Regions from separate parts of the Homo sapiens genome. Here region 1 is linked to region 2. A link is a loop called in an ENCODE intact Hi-C map of the cell type or tissue named here. Cell type or tissue: heart left ventricle. All regions are shown on one strand. Links, peaks and the distances in the headings refer to the core of each region. The heading gives the core; the rest is flanking DNA. Region 1 has its middle 10 kb from the start of PIK3R1. Region 2 has its middle 51 kb from the start of LINC02219.

Region 1 (8,342 bases), core at 143-8,142, 67 kb after region 2:
ATGGAGTTTCACTCTTTCACCCAGGCTGGAGTGAAGTGGCGCAATCTCGGCTCACTGCAACCTCCGCCCCTACTAGGTTCAAGCAATTCTCCTGCCTCAGCCTCCCGAGTAGCTGGGATTATAGGCACGCACCACCATGCCTGGCTAATTTTTTATTTTTAATGGAGACAGGGTTTCGCCATGTTGGCCAGGCTGGTCTCAAACTCCTGACCTCAGGTGATCCACCCACCTCGGCCTCCCAAAGTGCCAGGATTACAAGTGTGAGCCACTGTGTCTGGCTGGTTTTGGCTATTTTGTATGTAGTAATACCAGGTTTATAGTATTACATGGAAATTGGTATGGGAATTAGGGAAATATTAACATATCATTTTAATGGGACCCAATATGGATTGGCGAATGGAGGTGGTGATGGTGGTGGAAATGATGGTGTGTGCAAACACTCCCGGACAGGTAAAGGGCTTAGGAACAGATGTGTATTCTCTTTTCCCTCCAAATTCAGTGACTGAAAAAAGAGCAGTAATTGCCAACTCCTCTGCCACAGTCGTATGGTAAAATTATGTGATAGAGTATTTTATAGCATTTCAGGTTTAAGTGAGTTTTGCCTTGGATTGCAACATCAACCTGCCTGGTTCCTCCTGTTTTTCATGTGGCATGGTGCCCAAATTTTGTACAAGATTATTAATCTTTTACAAGGGTATTGTTGACAGTCCTGTAATCATGTATACAAGTCATAAATCTTTTCTTCAATAAGTCAATGGTGCCTGCCATATTTGGCAGGTATTTCCCAGGCATTAGCTAAACTGGAATGATAACAGTGAGGCCATGAGCTAGAACAATGAGGCCTGGATTGATTGATTGATTGATTTTTTCGAGATGGAGTCTCGCTCTGTCACCCAGGCTGGAGTGCAGTGACGCAATCTCGGCTCAGTGCAACCTCTGCCTCCCAGGTTCAAGCAGTTCTCCTGCCTTAGCCTCCTGAGTAGCTGGGATTACAGGCATGCATCACCACGCCTGGCTAATTTTTTTGTATTTTTAGTAGAGATGGGTTTTCACCATATTGGTCAGGCTGGTCTCGAACTCCTGACCTTGTGATTGCCCGCCTCGGCCTCCCAAAGTGTTGCGATTACAGGCATGAGCCACCATGCCAGGCCCTGGATTTATTTTTTATTTTACTATATATATTTTTTTCAGAGACAGGGTCTCACTCTGTCAGGCTAGAGTGCAGTGGTACAATCATAGCTCACTGCGGCCTTGAACTCCTAGCCTCAAGCCATCCTCCTGCTTCAGCCTCCCAAGTAGCTGGGACTACAGGTGTATACCATGGACCTGGATTTAGACTTAGGTTCTTCTCATGGTTCTGTCACTAACTAGCTGTGTGACTTGAAGCATTAACTAACTTTGTATTATAGAGATAAGGGTCTTGGTTTTCTTATCTGAAAAACAGTTAAATTAGATATATGTAGCACTTGCCAATTCTATAGTTCAATATTCCTGAAGTAGAGAGATTAGGTGATCCAAGAGGTCTGAAACTCTGTGTTAATTAGCCCAAAGCCTTTTTGGGCCCTTTCAAAATTTATCCTAGGTTTGTGGTAATGATAGGTCAGTTAATAATTACAGAAGTTAGACTGAAAGTTACCTGGAAGGAACACAACACGGATTTAGAATAAGGAGCACATTAACCCAGATGGAAGAATCATCAGACAGTGAGGCAGCACGTGCTGCTCGAAGAGTCAGAAGACCCAAGGGTAGATTTGGTTCTGTTGCTTCCCACCTATGCCAAACCATGGAGTTTTCCCAAGTCTTTTTCTTCATCTATAGAATGAAAATCATGATACATGCTCTGCTTACCACCCAGGGCTGGTGCGTCAAATAAAACCATTCATGTAAAAGCCCTCTTTCTTTCTTTCTTTTTTTTTTTTTATTTATTTTGAGATGGGGTTTCACTCTGTCATCCAGGCTGGAGTGAAGAGGTGCAATCTTGGCTCAATGCAACCTCTGCCTCCTATGCTCAAGCGATCCTCCCACCTCAGCCTCCCAAGTAGCTGGAACCACAGGCTCATGCCACCAAGCCCAGCTAATTTTTTGTAGTTTTGGTAGAGATGGGGTTTTACCATGTTCCCAGACTGGTCTCGAACTCCTGAGCTCAAGCAACATGCCCACCTCAGCCTCCCAAAGTGCTGGGATTGCAGGCATGAGCCACCGCCACCAACCCGTAAAAGCCCTCTTGAAACATTAAAATTGAATACCACAACCATCGTAAGCATGGTTCCCTTCTTCAAATAGAAAACATAAGCTACCTTTTTCAAACACATTAGTATTTAAAGAATCTAATAACTTCTAAAACATCCTAAACTATCCATAGTCACTCTTTCCGAAGTCATTCTTCCAAATAGAAAGTTGTTGCTTTCTATTTATAACAGAAAGGAAATCCTTGTTAACATTGTGATGCATGTACCAACAACGGGTTTAAGTGTTTAAATGAAAAATTCTAACCCTTTTGAAAAAATCAGTATTGTCAGAATACAGCTTTGCCTGATCTAAAGTGTTTTCTTTGCACATAGCTTAGCAGGATTCAGAGAAAAGTCTATACGATAGGAGCTAGACTGGGGAGGCTGATGGGAATGTGTCTCCTTTATTCTATGAGCTTGTTTGAATGCTAGGGGCCAGGTTCTGTCGGCAGCACTGACATCTCTGGGTCCCCTCCAGTGGAGGGAACAAAGGCTGGGGTTTCTTTTGAAAAATTCTTTCTGAGCAGTGAGATTGTCCAACACAGTTTCCTTGATAAAGGGCTCATTATCTATCAGTGTGACTTTGCCCTTAATTTTTACGCCAGCAGTGCCAACATGAACATACTCAAGCAAATCCTTTTACCCAGACAGTTGTAACAGCACCCTGATAATTTGTGCCAGTGCTCAAGGCTTGGGTGTGGAATATAACCAACCATGGGCTAAATTTCCTATTAGTTGAATCTCTAAGAAATATAATTTATTAGCTTGCTCTTCATCATGTTTACGCTCCTTGTCACTTTTCAAACACAAGCTCATTTTCAGATAAGCATAGTAGAATGTTTCAGAATTGCATCTTTAGTTCAACTAACACATTCCTTATGGATCTAAAAGAGTTGCTTTTGTTGGAGAAAGGTAGGTCCAAAACTTTGGGAAAAGTGACCTTCTGAGAAAGAAATCAATACAACAATGAACACGTGATGACTCAGTCTGACAGAGTCTTTAAATGGTGGAGAAAATCTGGTATCTCCCAAATCTGAACATAGGGATTAAGTTTTAGTCTCTAAGAGGTGGGACTAGAGTATTATGTTAACTGAAGAAGCTGAACGCTAAGTGTACTGTAAGTGTTGTAACACAGTTGTAATCTAATGGAGTGGCTGTGTAGAACCTACACAAAAGGAAGCCAGAGAATAAGAGTGAGTTCATGTTTATCAGGCAGTCCAGGGGAGAAGGTTCCTGGGATGGGGGATGAAACATTCTGCTCACTAGGAAGATGGACTCGCTTGGGTGACTGGGACACTTCAATAGGGTTTTCCAAAGCCAAGATGAAATATCCCTCAAGACTCTCCACCATCATTTACTCTGAATCTATGCTCTTTAAAAACAACTTATCAATGAATAATTCTGCTGCCAGGTTTTCCTAGTATTGGGAAGGGGGTTCTGTGAACACGATTTCAGGCTGCTATTCATGGAGGTACTGGCTGTGCACTGGACAAGAGCATCATATGAAAGGGAGCATCAGTCACAAGACAAACCTTGTAGATTTGAATATTTCTTATGACAACTTTCTGGCAGATATTAGAAAATTCTCATTGTACTTAACAAAATCAGTATTTCCTAATAATTTTCTGACTTGATGAAATTAGAACATCATGAGGAAGAAGAGCTTTATAGTTTTCTATTTTTCTTATGACTTCATTGAGATATAATTGATATATAATAAACTACACATATTTGAAGTGTACAATTTAATGAGTTTTGACATATGCAAATACTCAGGAAACTATAGCCTTCACCCCCAAAAGTCTCTGCGTGCCCTTTATAACTCAACCATCTTTTCACTCCTGCCTCATCCCAGTGAGGCATCAGAAACCCACTGGACTGCTTTCTGTTACAGATTAGTTTGGATTTTCTAGAATTTTATAAAAAATAAAACCAAGTTGTACATATACTGTTTTTCTTATCTTGTTTCTTTGTATTAACATCATAATTTTGATATTCATCCATGTTGTGTGTATCAATAGTTTGGGGTTTTCAGGGCTGTGGTTGTGAAGAAGATCAAGACCCATGATGGGAAGCTGGTATCCAAGTCCTCTGACGTCCTGCTCAAGTGAACAGCCACAGCAGCCCCTCCCAGCCTATCCTTCCTGCAGCTGCCCCAGAGCCCATGAGAAAAGCCACTGCGCAGGGGAGCACAGGGAACAGGAGACCCACCTGAGGCTCAGCCCTATCCCTAAGCCCACATAGGGGAGTTTACTCTCTGGGGCACCCCCCTTGCCCATGCCTCCAGCAACAAAACAATTCAATTGCTTTTTTTTTTTTTTTTTTTTGTCCAAAATAAAACCTCTGCTAGCTCTGGAAAAAAAAAAAACAAAAAGAAGTTTGGTGTTTTGTTTGTTTGTTTTTTTTTTTTGTTTGTTTTTTTTGTTTTTTTTTTTTGCCAAGTAGTATTCCACTGTATGGGAATACCATAATTTGTTTATTCTTTCACCTGTTAATGGACATTTCGGTTATTTACAGTTTGGGGCTACTAAAAATAAAACTCCCATGAATATATATCCACAAAATTTTGTATGGACACATGTTTTTATTTTTCTTGGGCAAATACACAGAAGTGGAATCACTGGATCTTACAGTGGATGTATGCTCAACTTTTAAATAAATGGCCAAACTGTTTTCTTCATTACATCATTTTACATTACCATCACCAGAGTTACAGAGTTGCACCTGTTCCATATCCTTGGCAACACTTGGTATTATCAACCTTTATAATTTTAGCCATTCTAATGGATATGTGGTCATATCTCACTGTGTTTTCTTTTTTAATTCAGAAAGTATTTATTGGGTACCTAGAGAATACAAAATAATGTCCCTAATATGGTTTGGCTCTGTATCCCCCACCCAAATCTCATCTCAAATTGTAATCCCCGAATGTTGAGAAAGGGACCTGATGGGAGGGGATGGGTTCATGGAGGCAGTTTTTCTCATGCTGTTCTCATGATAGTGAGAGAGTTCTCACTAGATCTGATGGTTTAAAAGTGTGGCACTTTCCCTTCATTTATGTTCTCTCTCTCTCTCTCTCGCTGCCTTTTGAAGTTGTGCCTTGCTTCTCCTTCACCTTCCACCATGATTGTAAGTTTCCTGAGGTGAGGCCTCCCTAGCCATGTAGAACTGTGAGTCAATTAAACCTCTTTCCTTTGTAAATTACCCAGTCTCTGGTATTATCTTTATAGCAGTGTGAAAACAGGATAATACATTCCCTTTATATATATTTGGCCCTTAATTATTTTTTAAATTTTTATTGAGTTAAAATATATAAGATAAAATTTGCCATTTTAACCATTTTAAGTGTACAATGTAGTGGTATTAATTACATTCACAATGCTGTTAAACATCACCACTATCTATTCCAAAATTGCTCATCTCAAACAGAAACTGTACCCATTAAGCAATAAATTCCCATTCCCACTCACCAAATCCCATAATCTCTATTTTCAGTCTCTATGAATTCATCTATTCTAGATATTTCACATAAGAAGACTCATACAATATCTGTCCTTTTATGACTGGTTTATTTCATTTAGCATAATATGTTCAAAGTGTATCCATGTTGTAGCATGTGTAACAACTTTCTTCCTTTTTATGGTTGGATAATATTCCTTTGTATAGATACACCACACTTTGTTTATCCATTCATGTTAATAAATACTTGGATTGTTTCCAACTTTTGTGTGTTGTTGAGTACTGCTGCTGTGAACATTGGCTTACAAGTATCTATTTGAGTCCCCTCTCATTATGATTTTAATTTGCATTTCCCTAATGACTAAAGATGTTGAGCTTCTATACATGAACTTGGTTGCCATCCATATATCTTTTTTCTTTTTTCAGAGACAGGGTCTCAGTCTATGGGCTACATTGGAGCGTAGTGGCTGAATCCTAGCTCACTGCAGTCTTGAACTCCTGGGCTGAAGCAATCCTCCTGCCTCAGCCTCCCAAGTAGCTAGGACTACAGGTGCATACCACCATACTCAGCTAATTCTTTCTTTCTTTTCTTTTTCTTTTTCTTTTTTTGAGTTGGAGTCTTGCCCTGTCGCCCAGGCTGAAGTGCAGTGGCATGATCTCGGCTCACTGCAAGCTCTGCCTCCCAGGTTCATGCCATTCTCCTGCCTCAGCCTCTGGAGTAGCTAGGACTACAGGTGCCCGTCACCACACCTGGCTAATTTTTTGTATTTTTACTAGAGATGGGGTTTCACCATGTTAGCCAGGATGGTCTCAATCTCCTGACCTCATGATCTGCCCTCCTCGGCCTCCCAAAGTGCTGGGATTACAGGCATGAGCCACCATGCCCGGCAGCTAATTCTTAAATTTATTTTATTTTTTGGAGATACAGGATCTTGCTATGTTGCCTAGGCTGGTGTTGAACTCCTGGCCTCAAGCAATCCTCCAGACTCTGCCTCCCAAAGCTCTAGGATTATAGGCTTGAGACACTGTTTTTGTTTGATTATTTGCTTTGTTTTGTTCCCCTGGCCCTGGAGTGCAGTGGCAAGATCTCAGCTCACTGTAGCCTCTGCCTCCCTCAAGCAATGCTCTCACCTCAGGCTCCTAAGTAGTGGGGACCACAGCCACATGCCACCACTCTCAGCTAATTATTGTATTTTGTGTAGAGACAGGGTTTTGCCGTGTTGGCCAGGTTGGTCCTAAACTCCCAGGCTCAAGCAGTCTGCCCACCTTGTGTTCCCAAAGTGCTGGGATTACAGGCATGAACCACCATACCCAGCCCTATATACCTTCTTTCATAAAGTGTTGTGCAAGTCTTTTGCCCATTTAAAAAAAACTGCAGTTTTTTTTTTTAAATTAAGTTGTAAGAGTTCCTAATGTATTTTAAATACAAGTTCTTTGTTGCATATGTATTTTGAAAATATTTTCTCCCACCGGGCGTGGTAGCTCATGCCTGTAATCCCAGCACTTTGGGAGGCTGAAGTAGACAGATCATGAAGTCAAGAGTTTGAGACCAGCCTGGCCAACATGGTGAAACCTTGTCTCTACTAAAAATAAAAAAATTAGCCAGGCATGGTAGCACGTGCCTGTAGTCCCAGTTACTTGGGAGGCTGAGGCAGGAAGACTGCTTGAACCTGGGAGGCAGAGGTTGCAGTGAGCCAAGATTGTGCCACTGCATTCCAGCCTGGGTGACAGAGTGAGACTCTGTTTCAAAAAAAGAAAACATTTTCTCCCAAGATAGGGCTTTTCATTGTCATGACAGTGTCTTTTGAAGATCAAAATTCTCAATTTTAATGAAAGGCCAATTCACTGATTTTGTTTTTTTCTTAAGCTCAAGCTTTTTTGGTCCTGATATTTAAGAAATCTTTTCCAAACCTTTTTTTTTTTTTAATTTTTTGAAGTATTGTGTTAGCTCTTAAATTTAGGTCTATGATCCATTTTAAGTTAATTTTTTATATGGTAGGCTATAAGGGTCAAGATTTATTTTGCCTCGCATATGGCTTTCCAGTTGTTTCATGCTCACAGATGTTTTGGCACCACTTGCAGATTGGCTTAATGGGTGGTCCTGTTGATCTGTTTCCAGATCTGGCTCTGACTTACCAGACCCTCAGAAGGATGATCTAGACAGCATTTGCATTCTATTGTTTCAACTGCCACAAATGTAAGAAACTGGTGTCAAGTTTCCTTTCACCCTTCAGACCTTTCTCCCTTACTGAGTGCCCATGATGTACCAGGAAGTCTGATAGCTGCTGTATTTTATACAAAAATAAAAATTCGCTCTTGCTTTCAAGCAAATAGCACAGAAATCTTCTACATTTCATATTTTATCAACTCAACTGGGATAATTGTATTTTAATTTTTTTCAGGTGAGTTTTTTTTTTGCAGGTGATTTTGGGATCAGATATTGAGTAAAATTGATCTGAAACTATAACTCATGAGGCTCATTTACTTCCATTCTATACTGGTTGACTTATTTTCAGAGTCTTATTCCTGAAGTATGAGGACTGAAGAGCTAAAAGAGAAAAAAATCCCTAGAGCATACATTATGATAAGAGACCTTTGAGTACAGGTGATTGTAATCTGACTTGCTCTCTGGGATACATTAAAGTTTCCTCTCCT
Region 2 (8,342 bases), core at 93-8,092:
GCAAGGTCTGCAGCTATGCAGAAGCATCTTGGTGAAGGGAGGCAGGACCCCTGCTGAGCAATCGTGTATCCACCACAAAAGTGCTGGTGGCGCCAGCTTAGTAAACTTAGAGTTACATCTTTCTCCCTGAGATGGTTCAGAAGTTTGGCTTAGTGATCATCATTTGAATGACAGAAATTCTGTGTACCTGATGGCTTGGGTAATCATCTTCAGAGTGCTGAATGCCAGGCTTGGCACTGAGCCGGGTGGGGCTTTACCTAGGCTAGCTTGACTCAGGGTGCTTTTTCCCCAAAGGCCATTCCTCTACGGAAGACTTAGCAAGTATATGAAAAAACCCTGAGTCAGGCCAGTTTGTATATATAATCTAATATTGTCAAAATAAATTGATTTGGAATGAAGAGCTTCCTGTTTCTGCAGATCATTTTCCTTTGTTGAGGATCATCTGAAGCTCCGTTTTTATTAACTTTTATGAGCACCTTCTCTCCTGTTCTCCTGTCAACAGATTGTTGATATTGGCCCTGATTGTTCCATGTATGGGTAAATGTGAACCTTGTTCTCTTAAATCCTAGTTTGATAAGAACTAACAGGAAACCGAAAAAAGAAATTAAATAAAAAGTGTAAGTCCTGGGTACGTTAGCAATGCAGAATCCAAAATAGAATATGGAATAAGGTAGTCAAGAAATTAGCACATTTGTATCTCATCATACAAATCTTACCACTTGCCCCCAGATTTTTAAATAATGAGCCCATGAAGGAGCGCCTAGATTTAACAGTGAGATCCAATTATAAGGGTAGATATTAGGAAATAGTTACCCAAGCAATGACCTTAAAGGGAGAGGATGCAGAAGCATGGATTCCAGCTGACACGTGGAAACCTCCCTTTTCCTCATGAAAACTGCTTCAGCAACCCAGAAGAATAAACTTTATTCAGGGAAGGAACACCTTTTCTACTGCAGCTGAAGGTGTGGAGGTAGGGATAGTGAGAAGGCAGATATTTCATAAGAAGGAATCCTTGGGTTTCGGGGATATCATACATGACGGCTTTAATTTTTTCTATGAAATAAGGTGCAGAGGAGATGGGGAGGGTAGCTTGAAGAGAGTAGTGAAAGTCTGGCCCCGGTAGAGAAGGAGAGGGGATCTGAAAAAGGCAATTTTTTAAAGGACACAGAGCACTCTGAGGACCAGTCTGGGTTTGGAGACCCTGAATGTACAGGGGCAGCAATAAGTAGTGGAGTGACATACCAAAGTAAGAGACAGCAGAGAATCAGGATGATCCACTTGTGGAAATTGGAGAGACAGGTGCAGCAGAAAGACAGTGGTTCAAGAGACACAGCCCATATTTAGTTTGGATAAGGAAGGAAACAAGCCACAGGTGAGGATATTCAATGGGAAGGGAAAGGAGCATTTAAAGGGCTGGTGTATTGAAATAGAATGAGGTTGAATAACAAACACTGGGGTCATGAGAGGCAGAGAACAGAAAGGATAGAAAGTTGGTTAACAATTGATAAAGGAGAGCTTAAGATATTAGAGGAGGTGGAGCTCCTCTTGGTAAGACCAAGGTTGGATCTATCAAGGAGAATGGGTAACTGAGGCAGAGAGAACATAAACTGTTGAAGATGCCAGAATCTTGAGGCTAGTTTGTTGAAAAAGTGGACCAGCAGGATTTGAAGACACCTATAATGATGACAATGCTTTCTTTTTTCTTGTAATATTGTATCATTATTTTATGGCATGCCTTCTTGTTATAAGCCATTTCCAAAACTTGTGGAGCAAGGAAGAAAACAAATAAAATAGGAAGAGAGCCAGCGAGATCAACAAAATATGAAAGTCATCACTGGATATAGGAAGTGCCCAAAACTATGTGAATTAGGTAGTTGAGGGATCTTAATTTCTTAATATTTTGGGGATTTAAAAATCTGCTCTTCCGGGCTATGGATTCATTGAAGGGAGATCTATGACTTATCATCTGTGCATCCTATTATGGTTCTGAGCACAGCTGCCTACACAAAGCTATTGTTCAGTAAAACTTCGTTCATGGAATTAAGTTTGCAAATGGTTCTAATGCATCCTTAGATGTTCATATACTTTATTTATTTATTTATTTTTTTGAGACAGAGTCCTGCTCTATCATCCAGGCTGGAGTGCAATGGCACGATCTCAGTTCACTGCAACATCTGCCTCTCAAGCTCAAGTGATTCTCCCACCTCAACCTCCTGAGTAGCTGGGACAAAAAGCATGAGCCACCACACCTAGCTCATTTTTGTATTGTTGTAGAGACATGATCTCCCTATGTTGCCCAGGCTGGTCTTGAACTCCTGGGTTCAAGCAATCCACCAGCCTCAGCCTCCCAAAGTGCTGGGATTACAAGCATGAGCCACCAGGCCCAGCCGTGCTGTTTTGATAAGTACTTATATTAATGCTCAAGCGTTCACATAATGATTTCTACATGTGCAGCTTTAGCCCACTTGCATATTTGGAGGGTTCCGGATGGTAAAGAGAGCAGGTGTGGATGCTGCTGAAGACAGATAAGATCTCCTATAGCTTCTAGACTCCCCCCACCCCTCCAGTACAGGGCTCAGAACTTAATAAATGCCAATGAGTCCAAGATTAGAAAGATGACTCCCCACCTTGCACAGATTCTGCTTCTAACTAACTAGACATTGGGAAGCAATGACGATCAGTATTAACAGGAGCACAGACTCTTCTAAGCATCTTCAGTACTGCTCACAGAGTCAAGCTCAGACAATGCTTTTTTTGTTTGTTTTAAGATTAACCTACCATGGTCCTGGCGTAGTGGCTCAAGCCTGTAATCCCAACACTTTGGGAGGCCAAGGCAGGTGGATCACTTGAGCTCAGGAGCTCGAGACCAGCCTGGACAACATGGTGAAACCCTGTCTCTACAAAAAAATATAAAAATTAGCCGGGTATTGTGGCACATGCCTGTGGTCCTAGCTGCTCAGGAGGCTGAGGTGGAAGGATCCCTTGAACCCGGGAAGTGAAGACAGTGCAGTGAACTGTGATCATGCCACTGCACTCCAGCCTGGGCAACACTGAGATCTTGTCTCAAAAAAAAAAATAAAAAGATTGATTAATCTACTGTGTATCTTTTTCTTATGAGAGGAGATACTTGAATTATTTTATAAGTAAATAAATAAATTCACAGTTGGGAGGTATTTACCATATTGTAGGATAATGTGTTCCAAATGTTGGTGATTTCAAGCCCAGTAATGTGGTTTTGATACCATTCCACTGACTTTCTGTTCCTAACCAATCTGTGAAATTGTTGGTGTGTCAGGAATGCTTCAAGTCAGTGAAGGGACATTATGACAAAAAGGCAAAATTCTTATAAACACTGGAGGGACAGTCTTGAACTGGGCTGGGCCTGGCCAGGCAACCTTCCTCTTCATGAGCACTATGTTTAGAAGCAGGAGAATTGGAGTAGCAGGGTAGAAGCAAGGCCTCAAGCTGTACATCAGGATCTATAGTATGTCAATACATATTTTTTGGTGACCATCTGGGGATTAAATTAACATATTTAAAGTTCAAAAGGGAAGAGAAATTCATTACCAGAAAGGGAGAGGTCATTTTTTTCCTGGATCACTCCCAAACATAAAATTGTGAACAGGATTTGTTGCAGTAAAAACCCAAAGGGATTGGTATTTTCCTTCAACAAAGCCAGCAGATGTTTTCATTCTTTTTAGAGCCAGCTCTCGGTTAATCAGCACTTGGTTGTTTGGTTTTCAGTTATTTAGTTTTGCTTCTCTTTTTCACGCCCTCAAGCCTGAAAATAACCTCTCTCTAGTCAGTATTTGAAAGATTCTACTGTTTGTTAGAATATCTACTACCAATTGGACAGAGCAAAATGACAAATGAAAAGCAAATAAGGTTTACTTTCCTATTTAACAGCATTTTGGCCTCCTTCATTCACACCTTCTCATTTTTCCTCTTTACCATCATATTCTCCCACCATCTCCTTCATGCCAGCATGTGGACAGGTCCTCGGAGTCTTACTGCCCTCCTGTCCTCTCCCCAACACACATAGCCTTCCCAGGAGAGCTCACAAGCACTTCCTCCTCAGGTAGCATGACATGGGATAATTAGAAATTCAGGGCAGGTCAAAGAATTTCAAAATGCTGAATAACACTGCAGTGAATAACCACTGGAGACCTAATTTACGGAAGTAACTTTCTGTTTTTCAATTTAAAGATTTTTTTTTTAATTTAGCAACAAACATAAGATTGCCATTTGGTTGTAGTATCAGATCAAAAACTCAGAGTGCCAAGGTCATTGGCCCCTGGATGCACACATCTTATAATCTATGGCTGCCATATAAGACAGAAGAAAGAAATGTGCGCTGTGCCTGCTGAACCCTTTTATATCACTATTTTATTTAATTTTCTCAACAATATGCTTGGATCATCTCATGAGCTCTATTATACAGATGAAAAACTAAAATTTGAAGAGATTAAGTAGTCCAAGTTCATGCAGCTGGTAAGTGTCATCAGCTACCATTTAAGCTCAGGTCTGTCTGGCATCAAAGTTTGTACCATACCTTTACCTCCTAATTCAAGAGAGGACATACAACAATTTTCATTATAGTCCACCCTGATTTATTTGCAAGTATATTATCCTTTTTTCAGTGACTATGGATCTTAGGGGCCATCCAGTTTATAAGCTCTTAAAGTGATGATATCAGTGGTATCAGTTTTAAAAGGAAACTTGGAAAAAATACAGAAAAGTGAAATGTGTATGGGTGTTATATTAGTCAGGGTTCTCTAGAGGGACAGAACTAATAGGATAGACATACATATAAAGGGGAGTTTATTAAGGAGTATTGACTCACACAATCACAAGTAAGGTGCCACAATAGGCCATCTGCAAGCTAAGGAGTAAGGAAGCCAGTCTGAGTCCCAAAACCTCAAAAGTAGGGAAGCCGACAGTGCAGCCTTCAGTCTGTGGTCGAAGTTTCGAGTCCCAAAGCTGAAGAACTTGGAGTCCAATGTTTGAGGGCAGGAGGGATCCAGCACAGGAGAAAGATGGAGGCCAGAAGACTCAGCCAGTGTAGTCTTTCCATGTTCTTCTGCCTGCTTTTATTCTGGCCTGGCTGGCAGCTGATTAGATTGTGCCCACCCAGAGTGAGGGTGAGTCTGCCTTTCCCAGTCCACTAACTCAAATGTTAATCTCCTTTGGCAACACCCTCACAGACACACCCAGGAACAATACTTCGCATCCTGCAATCCAATCAAGTTGACACTTAATATTAACCATCACAGGTGTGTTTATGTTTGACTATTTGAGCTAATGTGAATATTGCCTGACATCCAGAAGTGAAAAAGCACTGGGGTTTTGTGGGGGTTTTTTTGTATTTTTTTTGTTTGTTTAGTTTTTTGTTTGCTGGCCTGAAGCATGGATAATTAGGAGCAGAATTTATGACTGAGCCCAGGGTCACAGATGTTGAGGGTAATAACTATAATGATATCATGGAAAGTTAGAGATGAAAGGGATGTTAAAAACCAACTAGTTAACCCTATCATTTTGCAAATGGGAAACAGAGGACTAGACGTGTTGTGACTTGTGATGTCTGTCAGAACACCTTCTGAGTAATTAAGGGTTGAACTGAATCAGGAGGTTGAAGACAAGATCAATTCAATGAACTGCCCACGACTACAAGGCTAAGCCATGCTCACTCAGCCTGGACCAGGTCTCCTTGTATTCTTGGTCATTTATTCCTTCATTTAGCAGTTTGCTTGCTTAAGATACCAGTGGTTGGGAGCATATGCTGCTTATCAGGCACTCTGATAAACAAGTTTATTTGGATTATCTCACTTAATCATCACCACAACTCAGTGAAGCAAGCAACATTATTATTCTAATTTAACATGGGAGGACATTGATTCTTAGAAGGATTAGGTAACTTGACCAAGGTCAAAATTAAATAGCAGAGTCAGCAGTAAACCCAGGTGCATCGACCCTATCCAGAGCTCTGAATTCTTGCAGTATTTCATAAAGAGATGGAGGGTAAGCTATTATCACATAAATTTTTTTCCTGAAGAATTGAGATCTTCAACAATATTCAAACAATACTGTTAAAATATTGTTTTAACAATATTAAAACAATGTCAGCAGTCTCCCCCGTAGCCCACAGAAAGTGGGAAAACCGCAGCCAGATTCAGGTTCTCACAGCCCTCCACTCTGAGCTCTTCCCTCATGCCTTGGGCTACAGGTCCACATTTTTTATATCAAGATCTTAAATGCCTCACCCAGGCAAAGTAGCTTCCATGGACAGCCTCCGCTTTCACCCCTAAGACAATCTGAAATCATCCCCAGCTGATAATGATAAGTCCTTCCAAAAGGTCCAACCTCACCACACAACAATGAAAAAAAAATTGATCTTTTACTGAAGACTCTGAAGAAAACCAGAGAATCATCCTCCACAGAGTAGAACTCATCACAATATCATGAAACATTTTGATTCTTTCCTGACGGATTTCTCCTGCTTCTAGCTGATTCTTCTATTTTTTTCCCTTGCATATGTCTACCAACCTTTTCTAGTGGAGCAGTTCAACTCTGGCCTTGCCCAAAACCCCTTCAACTCCCCCACCAGCAACATGAAAGCCTAGTGGTTAGCTAAACAGTACTAAGCCTGTCTCCAGAGATTCAGTTCCTGTCACTACAAAAGCCTTACCTGGTCAACCCTTAAATCCACTGTTGTTGCACCAACAACCACTCTACATGTCTCACCCCTTTTCTAACCTCCTTTCTCTCTTCATGTTCTCCTCAAGGAAGAGGAAAAGGGGTCAAGGAAGTGATTCTGAACAAGAAATTCTTACAGCATCTCTTCCCCCACCATACTCTGCCCCTGCACACATGTACACACATACACACATGCAAACACACACACACACTTTCACTCCAGAGATATCTAGCCTTCAGAGAAATTTAAAGATGTTTCTCCTGCTAAGCACTTTTTTCAGTTGCCTGATCACAAATAAACTAGATTTTAATGTTAAAAACTAGAAAATGAAACAAAGCAAGAAAAATAATACCCTACATTCCAGAAACTGAAAAATTCTTGTAACAAAGAATAAGTCAAATCAGAAACTGAAAAATGCAGATAATAAAACACAACATAGCAGAATCTATGGAATATAATTAAAGCAATGCTGAGAGGAAATTTTATATTTATGTAGTTAAAAGGAAAAGTTTAGACAAAACAAATTTAACAGAGTTTATTTTAGCATTAAATGATTCATGAATCAGGAACACTCAAAACCGGAAGAGGTTGAGACAGCTCCACTGAACCTGCATGAGCTGCAGGCCTTTATAGGCTGAATTGAGAAGCAAAATAATCAAATTACTTGATTGGTTATAGCTCGGTATTTGTCTTATTTGGGTCTGATCCAGTGGAAAGTCCCTACTTAGAGGTCGGTTGGCAGTTTCTGACTGGTTAAGTGTAACTAGTGTAACTTTCATTTTACTATGTACATGGGATTGGGTTTTGGTTTGTCTACATAGGAACCCCAGGCGCTGGCACCATCTCAGCCTAATGGCCTCCCAATTAATTGTTTTAACAATATTAATAAATAAGAAAGAAGTAAGTACATAATTCAAAAATTTAGAAAATGAACTATCAAAGAAACCCAAGGAAAGACTAAGTGAAAATAAAAGCATGAGTCAATTAATTATAAAACCAAAAGTATTATAAAATCAATAAATAAAGCCAAGAACAAGAAAAACAATAAAAGAGAGCCCATTAGCTAGTCTTTTTTTTTTTTTTTTTTTTTTTTTTTTTTTTTTCTGAGACAGCCCCATTAGCTAATCTTATCAAAAGCAAAATAGGGGCTGGGTACCATGGCTTACACCTGTAATCCCAGCACTTTGGGAGGCCAAGGCAGGAGGATCACCTGAGGTCAGGTGTTTGAGACCAGCCTGGACAATATGGTGAAACTCTGTCTCTACTAAAAATACAAAAATTAACTGGGCATGTTGGTGGGTACCTATAATCTCAGCTACTTGGGAGGCTGAGGTGGGAGAATCGCTTGAACCTGGGAGGCAGATGTTGCAGTGAGCCAAGATTGTACCACTGCACTCCAGCCTGGGTGACAGTGAGATTCAGACTCAAAAAAAAAAAAAGTCCTAGCCAGAGCAATCAGACAAGAGAAAGAAAGGAAAAGAAGTCAAATTATCTCTCTTTGTGGAGGTTATGGTTCTATATCTAGAAAACTCTGAAAACTCTGTCAAAAGGCTTCTGGAACTGATAAATGACTTCAGTAAAGTTTTAGGATACAAAGTCAATGAGCAAAAATCAGTACTATTTCTAAACACCAATAACACTCAAGCTG

The links. A loop is a pair of places that touch in the nucleus more often than their neighbours do. Peaks named below come from ENCODE experiments on the same cell type or tissue, not always from the same donor. Only the 100,000 strongest peaks of a DNase experiment are listed, where the experiment ranks them.
Region 1: it touches region 2 in a loop (8-fold over the local background); 3 of 110 quality-filtered maps call a loop at or near these places.

The regions. Positions count from the first base shown.
Region 1 is chr5:68,201,406-68,209,747 of GRCh38, forward strand. No RefSeq gene overlaps it. Among named protein-coding and RNA genes, the nearest start is that of PIK3R1, 10 kb to the right of the region's middle. In heart left ventricle, for the core only: no CTCF peak of the experiment used is centred there; no DNase peak of the experiment used is centred there.
Region 2 is chr5:68,134,313-68,142,654 of GRCh38, forward strand. No RefSeq gene overlaps it. Among named protein-coding and RNA genes, the nearest start is that of LINC02219, 51 kb to the right of the region's middle. In heart left ventricle, for the core only: no CTCF peak of the experiment used is centred there; no DNase peak of the experiment used is centred there; H3K27ac peaks cover 1,368 bases.